4 separate regions of the Mus musculus genome follow, and all the other regions are linked to region 1. The links are chromatin loops, found by intact Hi-C in ENCODE. Cell type or tissue: left cerebral cortex. All regions are shown on one strand.

Evidence for each region. A loop is a pair of places that touch in the nucleus more often than their neighbours do. Peaks named below come from ENCODE experiments on the same cell type or tissue, not always from the same donor. Only the 100,000 strongest peaks of a DNase experiment are listed, where the experiment ranks them.
Region 2: a loop joins it to region 1, with 2.2 times the contacts of the local background. A loop is called at or near these places in 2 of 42 quality-filtered maps.
Region 3: it touches region 1 in a loop (5-fold over the local background); 3 of 42 quality-filtered maps call a loop at or near these places.
Region 4: it touches region 1 in a loop (4-fold over the local background); 4 of 42 quality-filtered maps call a loop at or near these places.

Annotation. Positions count from the first base shown.
Region 1 is chr5:63,328,871-63,333,870 of GRCm38, reverse strand. No RefSeq gene overlaps it. Among named protein-coding and RNA genes, the nearest start is that of Gm30837, 290 kb to the left of the region's middle. In left cerebral cortex, no CTCF peak of the experiment used is centred here; a DNase peak (open chromatin) is centred at 2,473; H3K27ac peaks cover 635 bases.
Region 2 is chr5:63,621,188-63,626,187 of GRCm38, reverse strand. It overlaps Gm30837 (a long non-coding RNA gene), which reads left to right and starts at 1,964. Exons shown (of 3, transcript XR_376966.2): 1 at 1,964-2,121. In left cerebral cortex, no CTCF peak of the experiment used is centred here; DNase peaks (open chromatin) are centred at 1,867 and 2,506; H3K27ac peaks cover 562 bases.
Region 3 is chr5:63,390,131-63,395,130 of GRCm38, reverse strand. No RefSeq gene overlaps it. Among named protein-coding and RNA genes, the nearest start is that of Gm30837, 230 kb to the left of the region's middle. In left cerebral cortex, no CTCF peak of the experiment used is centred here; DNase peaks (open chromatin) are centred at 2,685 and 2,979; H3K27ac peaks cover 565 bases.
Region 4 is chr5:63,496,474-63,501,473 of GRCm38, reverse strand. No RefSeq gene overlaps it. Among named protein-coding and RNA genes, the nearest start is that of Gm30837, 130 kb to the left of the region's middle. In left cerebral cortex, no CTCF peak of the experiment used is centred here; a DNase peak (open chromatin) is centred at 2,299; H3K27ac peaks cover 2,148 bases.

The sequences.
Region 1 (5,000 bases):
AAGAGACATGAGTTTAAAGCAGTATTGAGTATGAATTTGGTCACATACAATTGACTAGAAACAGATTCACGGAGAGCTTTGTTTGGTATACAAGTGTTTAAGAGCCGTGTTAGTAAAACTTTGCAAGCTTAAATTGAAAGTACTACATCTACTACAAAACAGATGAGCAACCCGAGATGTCAAAAGACCTGCTTTCCTCACCCTAGAGTGTCTGCTCGTTCATACTTCCTTCAGTAGATGTTCAAATGATAAAACATCAAAGACCTCACAGAGGGCAGAACCAAATGTTGTGGATGACAAGTAAGCTGTAGTCTTTCCTGGTGGCATAGTTGTAGCCCAATGGAAGCCACGTATTTCAAAGTACAGCAAGCTCACATTTGTCCAGTAGTATTTTAGAATTTTCTGGAACGCCGCTGCTATCAGATGAGTAGGATTTTTTTTTTTAACCAGCTCTTTGTTAGGAATGTGAGTGAATATGTATAATATAAAAAGGGAATAGAAGCTATTATTCAACTTTTCGTTTATTTTTTTCATAAATACACTGTATGTGTTAAGTTCAAGGAGTGAAAGACTTTGATAGCATGTATGTGTATAGCCATTTCTTTGTATATGTCTTTATGAAAATCTGTATCTGCTTTTGTGCTGAGAAGGATTGAATGTTGGATGCCTAAATGTCATTTTTATCGTGTATCTTCATAAATGAGAATAAAAGCACACAAGTTAAAAAAACAAACAAACAGTGAAGTAAAAAGCTATGGGCCTAGAAATAGCAAGATTCACTTGTGTGTAGCTGATGCGAGGCAGGCAGCTTGTGCTTTCTGTTAAGAATATGTATCAGAAAAGGGAAACTAGGGCTGGTCATAAGGGTCAGTGGGTACAGGGGCTTGGAGTGCAAACTTGATTTGTGGAACCTAAATACAAGTAGGAGAGAGTCATCTCCAAAAAGTTGCCTTCTGACTTTGAAACGTGTACCATGTTACATTGGTCCACATGCATACTACATGGGCACATACACATGCTAATGTTTTAAATTTCACAACAACCAAAATCAAGTTAAAATAAATCAAGTAACACATATGCAGTAATACCTAAGGGCAAATTTTAGAAAAATTATAGACACACATGTCTGAAACTTTTTCTTTTCTTTTTTGATATTATAATATTACTATAATATAATTTCCATTTCTATTTCCTCTCTCTAAATCCTGCCATATACTCGTCCTTGCTGTCTTTCAAATTCATGCCCTGCTTTTTTTTTCTTGCAGTCTGCTCAGTCTGTGTAATGTTACTTGTATGTATTTTTTTTTCAAGCAGACCAATTGGAATTGGATAACCAGTTGATGTTTCATGGGAAAGACTCTTTTACCTCCTCTAAACATTTCTTAGTCACCTCTAATTTTTGTGTCTCTCTCTCTCCCTCTCTCTCTCTCTCTCTCTCTCTCTCTCCCTCTCTCTCTCTCCCTCTCTCTTTCTCCCTCCTTCTCTCTCTTGATGAGGATTTAGGAGTACCCTGATTTATGGGGAAAGGAAAAATATTTAGAATTGAATTAGGGAATATTCTGGTTTCGTGAAGGTTGATTATAAGTTCTCTTCCAAGACTCACATAGTAACTAGATCTGGATAGTTGGCTAGGTTTTCAGCAAAAGGCATGGTTTCCTTCTTGTTCAGTGGGTCTTAAATCCAGTTTGAGAGCTGTTGGTTACTTTCAAGGTATTTGTGTACTAAAATTTTAGGATTATCATGACAAGCTGGTCATTATTGCAGTTCACAGACATAGTTTGTCAGGACTTTGCTTTCCCCCTTTAGAAGCTTGCATTCAAAATGGGAGTCTTTCAAATCAGTTACAGCTCAGAGGCCTCTGAGACCTCTTTATGAAGTGCAAGACATCTTTAACAACAGGGACTACTTTATACCTCTGCTGTCTATTTTCTGTTGGGGTATCCAAGGGCAATGGCAAGAGCAATAGCCACTAATGAAGAGTTGTGATCAACAGTTCAAATAAGAGCATCTCCTACCTAGTGTTTAGGAATTTTGTTAGATGGTTTAGGGGTCTTGAGTAGACAATGATCATGCCAGATGGAAATTTTTCATATATTCTTATTTTATGTTTATGAGTGTTTACCTACATATATGTGCATGCCCAATGATCAGAGAGGCCAGGAGAAGGAGTTGAATCTCAGGAAACTAGAGTTATCCACAGATGTGTAATGCCATATGGGTTCAGAGAATTAAATCCTCCTTTACAAGGTCAGCAAGTGCTCCTAACTGCTAAGCCATCTCTCCAGCTCTGCTGAAATAATTTAAAATTGGTCTCATCTTTGGAAGAGAAGAAGAATGTGGATGCAGTTTGCTCTGATTTTTGTTGTTAATGTTGTTAGTGCACTTCCTGAACAAAGAAAAAATATAGCTCTTCTTGTCATGTTGACAGCTTTGGCTATATAAATAGATAGTTATGTAGGCAGATACCAAGGTGTGAACTTCCCCCATGAATTTTAATTGGATACTTGGCTAGGCAGAGTGGGATTTAGCATGTAAATGGTAAGGATGCCCATCAAATAAAGTCCAAATATGTACTTTAATTTAGTGAAATGAGCAGTGCACAGTTAAAAGTGGGACCATAAAGTTTTGTTGTCTAATGCAAACCAGTTCATGGGCCTCAGGAGTACTCCTTCAGGGAATAGTTTGCCGTGTACAGACAAACAGCATCTCTTCACAGTTCTTCTTCTCCAACTATCCCTGAAGAGGGCTGCTTTGGAAGGAAAACAAACTTTCAGCATCCAGGTTTCTGTATTATCAGATCACATTCTCTTATTTGTCTTTCTCTAGAAGCCTTCTGTTTTCTTTCTTTGCACTTGCAAATTATTAATTGCTTCACAGTTATATCCATTTATCATTGACAACATATTAATTCAGTATCTACAATGCTACAGGCTTTGAGGTCACAAGATTAAAAAGTACCTAGACAGTCACTGCTGACCTGAAGTTTATATAGGAGTAGGCAGTAAATTATTGCAATGGGAATTCATGAAAAGTTTATTAATTGTAACATATTATAGAAATAAAACGATGATAAGAGGCCCATACAGTCCACTTTGAAAATTGTAAAAGTGCCAAACAAGTAAGAGAAAAGAGATATTCAGTGCAACTGGGAAGCAGATTATTTCAACAGACAAACACACACAAAACAGCTAGGAAAGTCATGGTCTCTCTAAGGGAGAGCAAAGAGGATGAGCATTAAGACCAAAGAAAAAAACTGTGTAATGAGATATGTTCAGAGTAATAGGTAAGGCTTAAATCAAATGAAATCTCAAGGAGAACAGAAAGAGAAATCTCAAACCGATGTATTGAGTTTTGGTGTAGTGCTATGTATTGTCAGGCTCAGTTCTGTATCAGAAGGTCTAGGCCTGGGAGTGAGTTCTCCCTTTTATAAGATTTTGTTGTGCATACCTTGTTCTTTAATTTCGAACTATTGTTTAAATAAAATTGGCTACAGCCAATTATGGGAGGTCTTGAGCTACCTAGTTGGGGTTGAAGAAGTGAGAGGAAGAGAACAAGGAGGAGAGAGAGGAAAAGGCACCATCAGAGGAGATGGACCATGACTATATGGCCAGAAAAAAACAAAACAAAACAGAAAGTATTTGGGGTACACTGCTGTGGAGGCAACCAGACAAGCAGTTACAAACACAGATTAGGGATTACTGCCTACTCCTCCCCCAAGTAATTGTCAAAGCCAAATAATCAAACCATAGTCGGAATCTCATTTATTTTGAAACTAGTCTGAGATAAGCTTAAATTAGTTCTACTACAAGTTGTCATTTTTTAAGTGTTTGGATAATGAAATGGTTGGTCATTTAAGATACCTATGTCCAGTCTCTGAAGAGGAAATTAAAGTTCCAATAACAGAAGCATATAGATCACTTAGAAAGCTTCTGGAATTTTCTAGACAATCATAGTGGTGAGCAGATTAAGTATAGTAGATATTAGGTTATTTTTGAATATAGATGTTATTGGAGATACTTACAGATTTATTTATCAAAGACAAGAGAGAAAAGAGGAAATATGAAGGATGCTTCATGAGTTTGGTTGAAAAAATTAATGAAATAGCAATGAAGCTGAGATCAACAGCTTTGCTGTCAGCATTCAAATATTAAATATTGGTGCATGCTTATTGGGCATTGTAAGGGGAAGACCAAGATGGAGATTTGAATAAAGTGGATGTTAGTATACATGTATATTTGATGTTATAAGCTTTTTGTAGTAGTCAATTGAGTGCCATCATCAAATCCCAAGGAACCATACATTAGTTATTTAGATAGAGGGTTGGAGAGATGGATTGTGGGTATGATGGTTTGAAGAAGAATTGTCCCCATAGGACTATATATTTTAATATTTAGTCATCAGCTAGTGGAAGTGTTTGGATGCATTTGGAGGTGTGTTGTGGGAGTATGTCCTTGTTGAAGGTGATGTGTCACTGGAAGTGGGCTCTGAGCTTTCAAAAGACCATGCAGGGCTGAGTTTTTTTTTTCTCTTTCCATCATCCCTCCCTCTTCATTCCCTCTCCTTGTCCTTCTCCCACCACCCTGTGCCTTTTGCTTTCATATCAGGATGTACAGCACTAAGCTACTGCTCCAGCACCATGCCTGTTTGTTTCCCACCTTGATGATCAAGGACTCTCTAAACCGTAAGTAATCTATCCCCATCAAATGCTTTCCTTTATACCAGATGCCTTGATCATGCTATCTTCTCACAGCAATTTTTGTAAGTTATTTTCTTATCCCTGTATGTGCAACACGACAAATCAACATTCCCCTTTGAAAAAATAATTGTGCTACTTTTAACATTTTTATGGATATAGGATAAAAAACTAGAAATGTCACAATAGGACATAAGAGGTATGTGCTATATACACCTCTAATATTAGTATATTAACAGGGTTATACTATAGCAGTGACTCTAAAAGATAAAGTGAGAGGTTTCAATCCAGAACTACTCAAGTAGTT
Region 2 (5,000 bases), 290 kb before region 1:
CTACTCCAGTTGTTCAGGATCCACATGAAGACTGAGCAGCATATCTGCTACATATGTGCTGGAGGCCTAGGTCCAGTCCATGTCTACTCTTTGGGTGGTGGTTCAGTCTCTGGAAGCTCCCAAGGGTCCAGATTAGTTGATTATGTGAAGCTCCTATCCCTTTTGGAGCTCTTAATCCTACCCTCAATTCTTCCATAAGAGTCCCCAAACTCAGTCCAATGTTTGGCAGTGCACCAGAGTTCTCAGCATCTGTTTCAGTCAGTTGATGAGTGGAGTCTTTCAGAGGACAGTTATGCTAGGTGATTGTGTGCAAATATAGCAGAATGTCATTACAGGGCTGGTTATTTGCATTTCAGACTATCTGTCCTCCACTGATCAGTTCAAAGGTGGAGTTGTCAAATCTTTGCTTTGGGATACTGAATAGCTGAGCCCTCACTGGTCATGTTTCTTCCAAATGGACATGAGAAACAGAGGAAGCTGGTCTGCCCAGAAAGTTTCAGTGGGTTAAGGAGTAGACAAAGAGCTAGTCTTAAACAACCGGTGAGACTATGAGGATAATCTAGATTTCGTTAACATAAGACAAGAAACAGGAGCAGTCAGACTCAGATATTAATGTCAATCCAGTGTCACAGGTTGCTTCCTCCTGATGTCTGTTGGCTTCATAAAAACCATTTATTTTCTATCTAATGAGCCTTCCTTTACTTGCCTAAGCAGCTCAGAACATTTTTATTATTTGCAATTATATTATGCCATATCTCCAAGCAGTAATCTTGTAATTTCTGGGTATTATCTTCCACTTGATCCTTGGGGGAGGGGTGTCCCTCTTCAGCAGCTTATCTTAAAGTAGAACAATAATTAAATCTTCTTCCTACATGAAAAGAGAATTCCAGTTCTCCTGTACCCATGGTGGAGAGATTATACACCACTACCCCAAGTATATGTATATGTATGTGTGTGTGTGAGAGAGAAAGAGAGGGGGGGAGGATATATATATATATATATATATATATATATATACATATATATATATATATATATATATATATATATATGATTTAGAGAAACAAGAGTATAGATCATCCATTACAGAGACAAGAGCAGAGTGGAAGGATTAAGGAGTTCACCACCACCTCCCCACCCACTGACATCATCTGATCTTGATCAGTCCTGGAACCTGCAGCATCCTTTGATAAGATGGTAGGTGACCTATACTTCTTTATTGAATCAGGATGGAAATAAACAAGGTGAGGAGAGTTTTTTTTTTTTTTTTGCTTGTTTGTTTTTTTGTTTTTTTGTTTTTTGTTTTTTTTGGTATGGTCAGTAGAAAACCCATGGTGACAGATTCTTTGAGGGTAAAGGATTGAATCCATTCCAGACCATAGCTCACAGGACCATAACTGTGCCTCCATTAGCAGAGTGAAATGCCAAGGGTTATCTAGATAGTTTATATAATTAAAGGCAAAGTAGACTGAAGATTGCTACCCACCCTATAAGCACACTCAGTTCAAGGGCTGTACTGAGGGATTTGAGGGTATCCTCATTTTAATGGAATAAAGTCATTTTAGCTAAAGTTCAAAAGGCATCTCAATTGTAACAGGACTTTTTCCCGGATGCTCTCTTAGTGGCGGCTGGGGTGAGCTGTTCAAGAGACAGAGGATTGACTAACTGGCTTGTTTTCACCCCTAGTCACCTTTGTTGTGTCTTTCTTCACTTGACTTCTTGCATACCGGATGCATCTGATCTTTCCTCTGCCCATTCTCCCACTCAGTTTCTCCTGAACTTCACAGCCCTGGAGACTCTGATCATGTGCTCAACTCGCAGGCTAGCCGTACTCTGCCTACACTAGACATGCAGGATACCATCTGTTTCAGGGAAGTGGGAGGTCCCATCTGCTCAAACACATGACAAGGAACTCAAATTGCAAGGAAGTGGGGCAAAGGGAAGCCTGAAATTAGGCAGAAGATAGAAAGATTTGAGTCAGAAGCTCAGGAGTTTGGCTCCTAGCTTATAAGGCTGATTGATGGTCTGGGAGCATGGCTAGATTCTACATGGGTGTGAAGGTCAATAAAGGTCAGCATGTACTCACAGTTTTCAGTGGAGCAGACAGAAAACAATAGCCTGGTGAGTAAACCAATGAGGGAATTTAGATATTGATGAGGACTGATATCTTTTAAAATGAGGATAATTATGAAAAGCTTTTTAGTAGTGTTGAATCTAGATAGGGTGGTCTGGGAAGGTATGGGAAAGTCATTGCTATTCATAAACTAGACTGTTGACAAGAACTCAGAATTGCTGTGGCTAGGGGAAGGACACTCCAGACAGTAAATGCTGGAGTCCCAGTAAAAGACAATCCTAACTGTGCTAGAAGGCCTGCGGAAATGAAGCCCAATCAATAAGGGGGAGGGCAGGCTTAAGGATGCCTGTGAGAAGCATCTAGGCAGGGAGTAAATCCTACAGGTTGATGCTGGCTGCGGTAACCTGTTTTGGCAATTATTGGAGGGATTCAAAGCTACAATTACATCATCAAATTTATGTTATAAAAAGCAGAGGCTGGCTGGGCTGTGGAAGTGAGTTATTGGCAAGCAGGAAGGGCATCAGGGACTCCAGGCAGATTGATGGTTTGAACTGGAGAGACTGATTACTCTGCTCTGGGACACTCAGCTTCTAAACGAAGAACAAAGAGCAAGAGATCACTCATATATTTCCGCAACTCCCTGCTCTTTTTTGAACTAGGACATCAACTGGCACTGCAACCCAGTCAGCATTTGAGCAGCCCAGCCCTGCCAAGTAGGTGCACATTTGCTGTTTTCTCTAGAACTTCAAGGAGTCCTTTACTTTGTGTTTGTGAATATTACAGTGGAAGTTATTAAAAATTCCTTTTTTAAGTTATGGCATAAACATTCACTCTAACTACTGGCAATCACACATTCACATACAAGTTGTAGACTTGGAAGGCAGTAATAGAACACAGAAGATGTCAAGAAGAGCCCCCTGTGATGAGGTTAGCCCCAGAGATATGTGCTTTCCAGACCCAGCAGGTGTGGCTTCAAAAGTACAGCCAGGGTTCAGAGGTACCAATGCCAGATACAGCACAAGGTCTCTTGTGGGATATGTTTCTGAGTAATTGGCCATTCTAATAATTCATATAATTATTATTAACTTTCCATTTTCAAAAGACTAGGTCCTTTTGTCACCTACCCATACACACCAGTCACTCCCTTCTTCGATGAAATGCCATTGTAAGGTTGATAGTATAAGGGGAAAGAGACCCTTCATCAAGGTCGAAAGTTGTGGCTTTAAAAATATTTCTATTTCAGGCTTGTCTACAGACATCAAATTATAAAGCAGAATGTGAGTCCCAAATCACATGCTTAATATAATTCTTCTGGAAAAATCAAGTGAAATTTGTGTGTGAGTTTGAGCAGGTTTCTGGTCCAATGGGCAGGTCACAGTATAAACCAGGAACCATAGTTTTGGACTCATTTTGAAAATGGTTATGATCACTAAGTTTTTGGCTCCTCATTTGTGTTGTACAGTTTCTGACTCATACATACACACACACACACACACAAATGAGTGGGAAAAACCCATTGCCAATTACCTCTTGTTAGGAAGTGTAGTAAGTAATGAGAGCTTAATGTTACCATTGGATTCTAATTCCTATGTTTCAGAATTGCTACATGCTGTAAATTATAAGGAAATATTAGAGTAGAAAATTGAGGCAGTCCTCCAACATGATTGAAGAATATCCGTTGAATATTAATTTTAATTATTCATTGTTTTAAAATAGATGTCTCAGAAGATCAAATTGAAAAATTCTAATAAATCTGAATCTTAAATGCAGATAATGTCTCTTTAATGGGTTTCTTTCTCTTTGGAATTTAAGATGTAGATTCCCCTAGGCCACAAAAAGAAAGGAATATGTGTTCCAATGATTAGCACTGACCTATGTCTTCTTAGGACTGTGTCTAAAGAATGATGTACCTTAGAGCAAAAAATGCTGTCTGTGTGAAGACTCTGAGCAATCCACTGATTAATAACAAGCATCCATTTTACATGTGAATTCATGAGTAGATTATGAATACAATATAAGCTTCATCAGTTTATGCTCAGCTCAGTGATTTTTTTTTCTCCTTCATTGGTGGTAACACTATTGGCATTGGCTTTGCTGTCTCAACTCTCCCTCGGGACAAATCTGTGACATAGGTACCTTAGGCAAAAAGGAGAGAGTATAACTCAACTTTGTGTTATTCTAACAAGTCCTTGAGATAAAGCTACAAATGGAAATGATAGTTTGGGGATAGTAGTTTTGAAATTTCCATCACAAGGTTGGTTGTGGTCTAGGTGCTTCTAGGCTTTCATGATGCAGGAGTGTGGATGTATAGATAAGGAGGTTGTTCACCTCATAATATCCAGGAACTAGAGAGAAATATCCTAATATCCTCTTCAATATCAGTCCCCTAATGACTTGATTTCCCTGTAGGAGCTTTAACCTCTAAAACTTTCTTTATCCTCATTAATAGCATTGACTGGCGACTAAGTCTCAGTGTATGACCCTAGGGGGTACATTTAAGATACAAACTATAACAGAAAGTATAAAACACTTTATTGTTTGCTGTTGGGTATGTCAGCAGAGCACACTTTATCTCCATTTATGGGATGTTACCCAATTAATCCCTTGACACATTGATTGCCATCTATATGGTCATGAAAAATCAGTCAAAGGGCTGTGGAGGTTTGTGTCCAGGATCAGCAGTGCCTTTGTGAGAAGCTAGCTCTGTCTGGGGGAGGGTTTCAAAGGATGGAGAAGGCCATTCCTGGCTGAGCAAAGCAACATAGCAGGAAAACTGTGGTAGAACTTTAGATGGATGGGTTTGTGGAGAGGCCTGGGTAAGAAACTAACTATAGAAAGTGTTTGTTCCTTGTCTTTTCCCCAGGGATTTGTTTTACAGAGGTATTTGAACTTTCTTGTGAGAGTAAGAAGATGTCACTGAAAAATA
Region 3 (5,000 bases), 61 kb before region 1:
TTTTCATTTGGGTCCTCTGATGAAAGATATCTTGCTGGTGGAATGAACAGTAGCATCATAAACAGGTAGCATCATAAAACCTGCCCAGGTAAGCAGAGGGACGCCCTGTTGTTGGTCCTGCTGAAGTTGGGGCAGAGTCAGAGCAGGAAGGAAAAAGGCCTCGAAGCATCTAGGATGCAGTCAGTGCTCCAGACATCCAAGGTCCCCAAGCTTTTTCTAAAACAGTTCAACAGAGAAAGACAAGCTCAAAGGAAACAAGAGGGGAAGTGATACAGTTTAGATTTTGGTCATTTTGGTAGCTGGCTTTTAAAGGTGGGTATAATAAAACATTTACATGATGATATGCTATCTCTGCCAAATAGTCTAGAGTCTGGTTTCAAATGGATAGATTGAATGCAATTGTAGTGAATGGCAAAACCTGGGCCTTTTTGTTGTTGTTTACAAATAATAGACATTTAATGAGAACCTCTTTTGTGCCAAGAACTGTGTTGAAATTAGACTTGCATGGAACTAATGGGCATGAGATTATAGAGGTGGCAAATTAAATACGAGGTGAGAGGAAAGAAGTAGGTTAGGAGTTCCCTTAACTGAGTTACAGGGACCTTGGGGAAGGAAGGTCAGAGTAAAGGCTGAGGGAACCTACCCAGCACCCAGGCAAAGGGAGGAGTGACAGCCTAAGGGAGGGCATCTCAGGGTGTGATGGCCAAGGCCCCTTTCTGACCTTGCACTTTTAAGCACATCAGTATAATTAATTCAGTACACGATTCTCCAAAGTCCAACTCATCAATAAGGAAAATGGGGAAATTTTAAAAACAATCAATTAACATCCAGAGAACCCAAAACCTAAATTAGCAAAGGACTATAAATAGATGTGTATGCTTCATTTTGCTAACTTTTTGGAGAAAATGCTTCATTGTACTTGTGAAATTCCAAATTAAATGGACATCATTTCTTTAGAAAATCAGCACCTTTAACATTTAAAGACATGTCCTATGATGTATCATTTAAAATGTGTAATTCATTTTTTTTCCTGTATCCACAGGAAATTGAAGGCATTTCTGGTTTTGTGGATGCCCAGGATGAGCATGGGACCGGTTTGCTTATGCTGACCTGACCTTGACCCTTTCTGTCAATTCCTGGTCATTGCCTGTCTCACATCCTGTTTGTGTAGCAACCCCCAGAAGTCTTTCTATCAACGGTTCCCCCATGTGTGGTCTATTGTGGGTTGAAATACTAAGAAACCCATTCATTGGAAGGTTTTCATTTTTTTTCCCTTTTGCTGGAATTTTTTCTCAAATAATAATCCTGATTATTTATTCTTCATCTATTCCTCTGAGCTCCTCCCCAATTCCCCTTTCATCCAGATCCGCCCCTTTCTGTCTCTCATTAGAAAATTAAAAGCCATCTATGGGATGATAATGTAATAAAATAAAGTAACAAAATAAAATATAATAAGATAAAACAAAAACCAAAACATTGGAATTGAACCAACCAACCAACCAACCAACCAAAGAGAGGAAAAGAGTCCAAGAGAAGGCACAAGGAACAGAAATCCATCTGTTCCCAAACTTAGGAATCCCATGAGAGCACTAAACCACCCAGTGGACCTGTGGGATAAAAATAGAAGAAGAAAAATAAAATAAAATAAAATTTAAATTAAATTAAATTAAATTAAAAATAAAGACAAGGAACCTCCAAAGATGCTGTTGGGGGCTCTGTATCCTCTATTATTTGGTAATTTTATTTATTTCTCCTTCATATAGGTATATATTTTAGGAATCTTCTACTGTATTAGGTTTTCAAACTAACCCTCAAGTGGTTCTTAATTTTAATTGTCTCTATGCCTTTTCTTCCCTGTGCCTTTCCCCCCTCCATTTTTTCTCCTCATTCTCCTGCCTCTTTTATCCATAACTAGTCAAAGTTTCTAGAAGGCTCCCCTCTGGTTGCCCTGAAGAGTTTCAGCAGTTTCTCTGGCTCAATTTTCTTTTCTTTTGGGACACTATTTTCGATATAGAGATCCAATTTATGCAAATTGTATATTGCATATGGAAAGATAATTAATTCAGACAAAATTTAATATAATTACTCATTTGCTTTGAAAAAAAAAACAATAACAATCCCATGTCTCACTCTTTTCTTCTCTACATAAAAAATTTGAGTGTTGTTTAGGAAAAATTATGTTTCTGATATGGGGTTCCAGTGGTAAGAGAGGAGAGGCACTAACTGATGACTGGGAGTTAAACCACACCAGGGTGTGGGAAGATGCCATTGTAGCTGATATGTATTCCCCAGCACCCTCATTCATAGGCTGTTTACCACAGATGGTACAGGTAGAGTTAGTATTGAACAGGAGCGGCATGGTGGTCAACAACTCCTCTTACAGATGGGGTATAAAACCTTAAGCTCTTCAGGGCTGTGTTCCACCAGTCATTCCTGTTAGTCTCTCACAGAGACTGAGCACGATTTTGGCTGAAGCTCCTCTGACTTTCACATGCTTCTTATCACCCATGGGCAAAGACTCAACTAGGTTATATCACCAGTTGCACATTTTGGATGCAGTTCTCTATGTAACCATCACCTGGGCCAGCAGTTATTCCTTCAGTTGTAACATGACTGAGGTGATGGAAGTGTTAGTGAAACACACAGTGGAACAAAGAGTGAGCAGGGATGGGCAGGAGAATATGGCTTGGCTGAGCGTAAGCTGCATCCCGCCAATCACTCTTTCCAGGCGCTAAAAAGGCTGCAATAAAATTTCCTTTTCTACACTTGTAGCTTCTAATTAGCTTTGAAATGATTTTGTGGTTTGGTTTAAAGTCTGTCTTCTCTCTTCGGTGATTCCTTTGGGACTGGTTGTTCATTAAAAAAAAAAAAAAGAAAAAAAGAGAACATTTTGCATTTTTATAGTTCTGTGCACTGGACCATAGAGGAGCAGCAGATGTTGCTTGCTCTTTCCCACCCACACATCCAAATGTGAATAATCTTGGTACTCCTGGCAAACTTTCACAAAATACAGCATCTTTTAGCACTGCAAAGACTCCATCCTACCAAATGTTCATGAAGAACCAATGCAAAGAGTGCACTTAATAGTGAAATGAGCATCGCATACTCAAAAGAATTTTGGAGTTAGGTAATCCTCAAGCTGCTAATAAGCCATGTGTATTTGGCTGACTGTTGTATTCCTTTGAGGCTTCCATTTCCTCGTATGTACATGGGAGATAATGCCACTCATAACACCGTGCTTGCCACACACTTCGCACTGACTGTTGAATTTGAATTTTATTAGACTCCTTTAAAACATTGCTTTCGAGAAATGACAGCTTCCTCTCAACATTTCCTTTTATCTGTTCTTCCCTGGACCCCAGCTTCTATCTTTTCACTCATGTTCGAGTTTCTCTGTCTTCCTTGACTACTCCTTGACATATACTATTGACTTTAGGTCTATCCACCCTGAATATAGGGGGAGGTAATTGATTTTAGTTTTGCTATTTAAAGGTTTTCAAGATACCATATAATATAAAGATAAGTTAAATACAGGGAAGTGGACTTCAAAATGCAATGCTGCTGACAGCGATGTTATGGTATTTCTTTGAATACTTACTTTACTTTCTCAATATCCATTAAAAGATGTAGGAGGCTCAAGTAGCTCTAGGAACTTCATAATTAGAGAAGATGACTTTAGAGAGATCCATGTCAGAGCATCCTATGACTAGACGCTTGGCCTTAACCAATGAACACTGTAGCTCCTTGATTATGTTTCTAGTGACTGAAGGGAAATTTAATTTTATGTTGTTTCGGTGATTTCTGTGTCTATTTTCTACCATGACCCATTATAACACCCTTGTACTCTTCTACCTTCTGTGTAATTAATTCATAGTTAGTGGTTTATTTATAAGAATAATTTTTAACTTTTAAAATTCCCCTCTTGAAATGTTTCTCCTACTATAATTATTTGGCAATGGATATTTCTTTTAGTGGAGTGTGTGTGTGTGTGTGTGTGTGTGTGTGTGTGTGTGTAGTTGTGTGTGGGTGTATGTGTCTGTTGCATGTGTGCTGTGCATGTGTTTGCATGTAATCATTCAATATTTGGTTTCTATCTCAACTACTGTCTATCTTATATTTGAGTCAAGGTTTTTCACTGACCTTTGACTTAGCTGATTCTGATTGGCTGGCAGGCAAGCCCTTGATATCTTCCTGTCTCTGTACTCCCAGCTTTGATTGAGATTGCATACATGTACCCTGTACTCCTTTGCCTGTGTGTTTTAATTAGATTTTTGGGGAATCAAAACCCAGGTCCTTATGCTTGTGTGACAATAACTTTCCTGGATGAGCTATATCTCCAGGATCCTGAATATTTCCATGCTTTCCACAGGAAGAAAAAGGAAGTGTTCAACAGCTTTTGAAGAGTATGTATTTCTGTCTCATTTGAGAATGCACTCTAAGTCTTTTCTTTCTTCACAGAAATTCTGTGAGGTTCTCTAGCCGCTTGGCACTGGGTCTGTCATGACAAACTTTCACCACAGGCTCTATAGTTCTCCCATGAATTTGGCTCAGCTTCTTGCAGGACATTTAGAAATATCTCATATTCCACATTGAACATGGCAAATAGTTTCTCAATTTCTGGCTGTCTTTTAATTTTTGTGTTCTTGTTCTTCTTTTTTAAAAAAATCATTCATATTTGGACCTCTCTTGTTCAGTTTAGTCTTCTAAATCAGTTCTCAAGCCCTGTAATGGTATGTTATATAGTTGTGTGTTTATATAACTTTCATAAATGGATTATGGTATTATTGTTCTTATGCTCTTTTATATATTCACTTATGTTCACTTACATACTCTTATTCATATGCACACACACACACACACACGTATATATATATATATATATACGTGTGTGTGTGTGTGTTTATGCACTTCACATGTACAGATACATGCAGAAGTCAGAAAAGGGAATTGTGTCTTTTGGGCCTGGAGTTACAGGGATTTGTGAGCTGTCCTACCTGGAT
Region 4 (5,000 bases), 170 kb before region 1:
TGTGGCCACCTCAGCAATAATGCGGCAGTAATTAGATTCTCCAAAGATTCCGTGTAACCTAGTTAAATTCTCAGCTCCTCCTAGCATGTGACGTTGAAATCTCACAGGGAGAACTGTGCTACTTTTTAATAAAAACTATCTGGACAGCAGTTAAGTGGAGCATTAACCTGTTTTGGGGAAAAATAAACCTGCTGACACTGTCATGTCTTTGGAAATGAAGTGGCTAGAAGGAAAATAAAAGTGATATTTCTAAATTTGGGGAGTGAAGGAAGATATATTAAGGAGCCAAGTAGTTACCCATTGTGTGTATGTGTGTGTGTGTGTGTGTGTGTGTGTGTGTGTGTGCGCGTGCGTGCGTGCGTGCGTGTGTGTGTTAAGTGGCACCCATTATAGGCAAATTATTAGGTGTTAGATTTGAGGGTATATGAATACTGAAAGGTGAATGCTTTGCTTTAAAAATATTTATAGTCATATAGGAAAACTTTTAATATCTCTCATATGGTTAAAGTATTTTATATAGTTCTGTAAATTTGACATGGCAACTTAATATATTTTGGAAAATGGAAAAATAAAATTATTAATCCAATCACTCATATATGCCCACTACTAATACTTTTGGTGTACTTTCTTAGTCTTTTCTCCCCTGGTGTGTAGCTTTTCTGCTTGGAATCAACCCATTTTTTCTACTGTATAAAATCCTGGGAGTAGATATTCTAGATGAGAGGGTATAGACATTTTTAAGAGTCTTGAAACATATTAATAGTATTGATTTTGAGAGAGGTCAAACTCAATACACTTGGCTGCATTCAATGTAGATCTTTAAAAAGTGCTCATTAGCTAAAGAATACAATCTCATCATCTTATTTTTTTGTTTCTTCAGTACTTTCAGTGAGGATATTTATTGGGAAATTATGCATAAGGTACTATCTTGGCACTATCTTGACTTTAGTGTCAATATGACTCTTTGGCATTAAGGACCTCAAAATAGAGGCCACATTCCCATAGGAGGAAGCTGGAAGGGAAGCATTATGATAATGGCCAGTGACGTACTTACATGACAGAAGAAAAAGGGATGGAATAACAGTAAATAGAAAGTTGTAAACATTCTTAAATTTGAATACTATTAAGTGGTTATTTGAGTGAGAATGGCCCCATAGATATAAATGTTTGATGACATGATCCTCAGTTGGTAGAATTTTTTTTTTGAGAAGAATTAGTATGTGTGGCCTTGTTGGAGGTATGTCTCTGGTGGGTTCAAAAGCCTCTTTAAAATAATTTTGTGGTTTAAAGACATTCAAAGCAAGTTCAGGCTCTCGCCCTTCTGCCTCCTGCTTGTGAGACGTGAGCTCTCAGCTGTTCTGTTGCCAACACTGTTGCTCTGCCATCCTTGATTCTAATCCTCCAAACTGTAAGCCCAATTATGGATTTTCTTTTATAAATTTCCTCAGTTATAGTGTTTTATGACAGTGATAGAAAGAAAGCTAATACAAACTCGATGGGAAAAAGTTATTTTCATTTTATTGATCAGGGAACATTTTAAGGAGACCATGGTGTCCTGTGTGAACGACACATTGAATAAGCAGTAAAGAGTACATTAGAATGCCTGGCTGCCCCACTTAAGAGCTCTTGCCCTGGCCACCATCGAACAGAACTTTGCTCAGAAAAAAACATTTATTTCATCCCTTCGTTGGCTTCACTGAGAATCTTGGATCTATTCTTAGTTTGTAGATCAATTTGACTGTCTAGTCCTATTTCTGCTCAGATAGAACAAGGTACCATGAGAATTCAAAATTCCATGTGGATGGGACAAAGCTACCATCAGATTCAACCTGCCCCTTTTCAGATGGAATGCTGCAGGTCAGAGAGAAAAGCATCACAGTCATTTGTGGTGGACTCTGCATTAGAACTCCTGTTCCCCGATTCTTGAAGCCTACTCTAGTGTGCTTCCTCCATATACTACTTTCTTTGCTGTTTTAACCTTTGCTTTTAGCAACGTTAGAGGTTTATGTTTCATTTTCCTAAAAAAAAAAAAAAATAGGAGTCTGTGTGTGCTTTTGTTCAGGTTTCTGTTCTCTGTTGAAGGAACCATGCAGGGATATTTAGATAGTCTGCTCTTCTCTTTCCAACAAGGGAGGCAAATGGAAATACTGAACATTTGAGTGCCTACTCACTATCTTCCAGACACTTGGATACTTTACACCCTGCAATTCTCATAACAGCTCGTTGATGTAGCTATTATAATCTCCAAGGCACAGATGGGAACATGGGGAGAGATGCACAGGGAATTTAAAGAACTTGCTTAAGTTAAATTGCCCAGATTCTAAATGGAAGTAGGAAGACTGAAACCCAAGTATGTCTGACACCAAGGCCCATGCCCTGCCCACTGCACCTCACAGATTACAATTCCCCATGGAGGGGTGATGTGACTACCATCTGGTTAGGAATACTTCTGCTTCATTTCTTGTTATGGTAGGACTCAAGTGTTTGCCTTCACTATCTTCAGCTCCTAAGATAGGGAACTGACTTAGTTGTTGGAATGAATCTTGGAATTTCTTGCCTGCAGCTCAGGAAGAAACAGAACAGAGTTGTGTTTAAGGATGGATTTAACCCAATTCAAACAACTTTTTAAATACTTAGGAGGTATGTCACCTCGAGAGATATCTTTAAATTCATCATTCTTCAGTTTTTTTCATCTGGAAAAGGGACTTAATAACAGTGTATTCCCAATGGAAATGTTATGAACAAAATGAAATTATATGTGTAAGTCACTCAGCACAATACCTAAAATAATTTTATTTACTTCACAGCATAGAATAGCTTGTTCTGTTCCTCTATGGATAATAAAATGGTAACTGGCATTTGTTACAGGGAGGACCAACAGCATGAAAAACTATGAAGAGGGCTTTGGTCTCTCTTGATACATTAGTCAGATGTTTCTATCGCTGTGGACAAAACCCCAAGAGAGACAACCTAAGGAGTAGGGGCTTTGTTTAACTCAGAGGGGCAGAAATTCAAGTCCATAGTTCCCAGGTTTTGGAGTCTGGGCTTTAGGCATGTAGAAAAGACAACATGGTCACGAGAACATGTGACAGTCAGTGGCCAGCCTGGGCTGACTAGTAAATTCCAGATCAATTTGGGCTCCAGACTGAGACTGTTTCTCAATACAATCACATATACAATCTAACATATAAATAAATGACAAAGAATGAGACAGAAGCAACTCAGCTTTGGTGGACAGGAAGCAGATAGACAAGCGGAGAGAAGACACGCAAGATATAGTATTAACACATGCCTACTTATATATTTCATACAGCCTTTCCTCCTAAAGTTTCCAGAATCTCCTAAAATAACACCATCAGCTGGGGACCAGGTCTTAAAACTCAAGTCTTGGATAAAGAGTTCCCACCCAAGCCATCACAGGTGTCTTCCTAAACACACAGCTGTTTGGATGGTTCAGGCTTCCCAATTGTGACTCACAAATGTTTGCTGTAGTGGAATTCATTGATGATAATGTGCCAATGCAAGAGTTAATGTGCCATAAGCCATTTAGAAAGTGTAAAAAGATGGAAACTAATGCCTATGAGGGCATATACTGGGATGCAGCCATGGAGAAAGAAAGAAAAAAATAGGAAGCAGGGATTAAGCAGGAGAGTGAGAGACCATGCAAGCTCACCAGGAAGAAGACCAAAAGCTGCTAGGCTGATTTAAATGTGGTACATCTATAATTTCTACTTTAACAATGAAAAGTTGTGAGGTCTTTGAGAGGTATTTGGGGCCATGGGGGCTCTGACCTAGTGAAAGATTAATGCAGATACTGAAAGAATATGTTAGTTTTCCAGAGAACCAGGTGGGCCTGCAACTAACCTCTTCTGATCTGAACCACTTGTGGTTGAATTTTTATTGACTTACTTTATAACCCAAATGGGATCAATTTTCAGATTACAGATTTCAAGAGCAATCTATAATCTACAGCATGGCAGAATTCTTTGTGTTTCCTTAAACATTTTCTCTAAATTATCTGTGTCAGAATAATCCAACAAAATATCATCCATGTAATGATAAATAATAGATTGAGGAAATTGTCTACAAATTATTTCTAGTGGTTGTTGCACAAAATATTAACATAAAGTTGGAGTATTTAGCATCCCTTGTGGGAGAACATTTTTATGGGAAAGCAAACCTTTCCCTATCCTGCTCATACAAGGGTATACTAAAAAGGAAATCTTTTAAATCAGTTATTATCAAAGGCTATGCCTTAGGTAGTAAAGAAGGTAAAGGAATTCTAGGCTGCAATGAATCCATTGGTTGAATTATATTCACCACTCTTACATCTGTTAGCATTCCCCATTTTCTTGATTCTTTCTTTCTTGATTTCTTTGTTTCTTGATTTATTTTTTTCTTGATTTCTTCCATTCTTTTTTTAAATTTTTTATTAGATATTTTCTTTATATACATTTCAAATTTCAAATGCTATCCCAAAAGTTCCCCATAACCCCACCCAATCCCCTACCCACCCACTCCCACTTCTTGGCTCTGGAGTTCCCCTGTACTGGGGCATATAAAGTTTGCAAGACCACGGGGCCTCTCTTTCCACTCATGGCCAACTAGACCATATTCTGATACATATGCAGCTAGAGACACAAGCTCCGGGGTTACTGGTTAGTTCATATTGTTGTTCCACCTATAGGGTTGCAGATCCCTTTAGCTCCTTGGTTACTTTCTCTAGCTCCTCCATTGGGGGCCCTGTGATCCATCCAAGAGCTGACTGTGAGCATCCACTTCTGTGTTTGCTAGGCCCCGGCATAGTCTCACAAGAGACAGCTATATCTGGGTCCTTTCAGCAAAATCTTGCTAGTGTATGCAATGGTGTCAGCGTTTGGAGGCTGATTATGGGATGAATCCCTGGGTAGGACAGTCTCTAGATGGTCCATCCTTTTGTCTCAGCTTCAAACTATGTCTCTGTAACTCCTTCCATGGGTGTTTTGTTCCCGTTTCTAAGA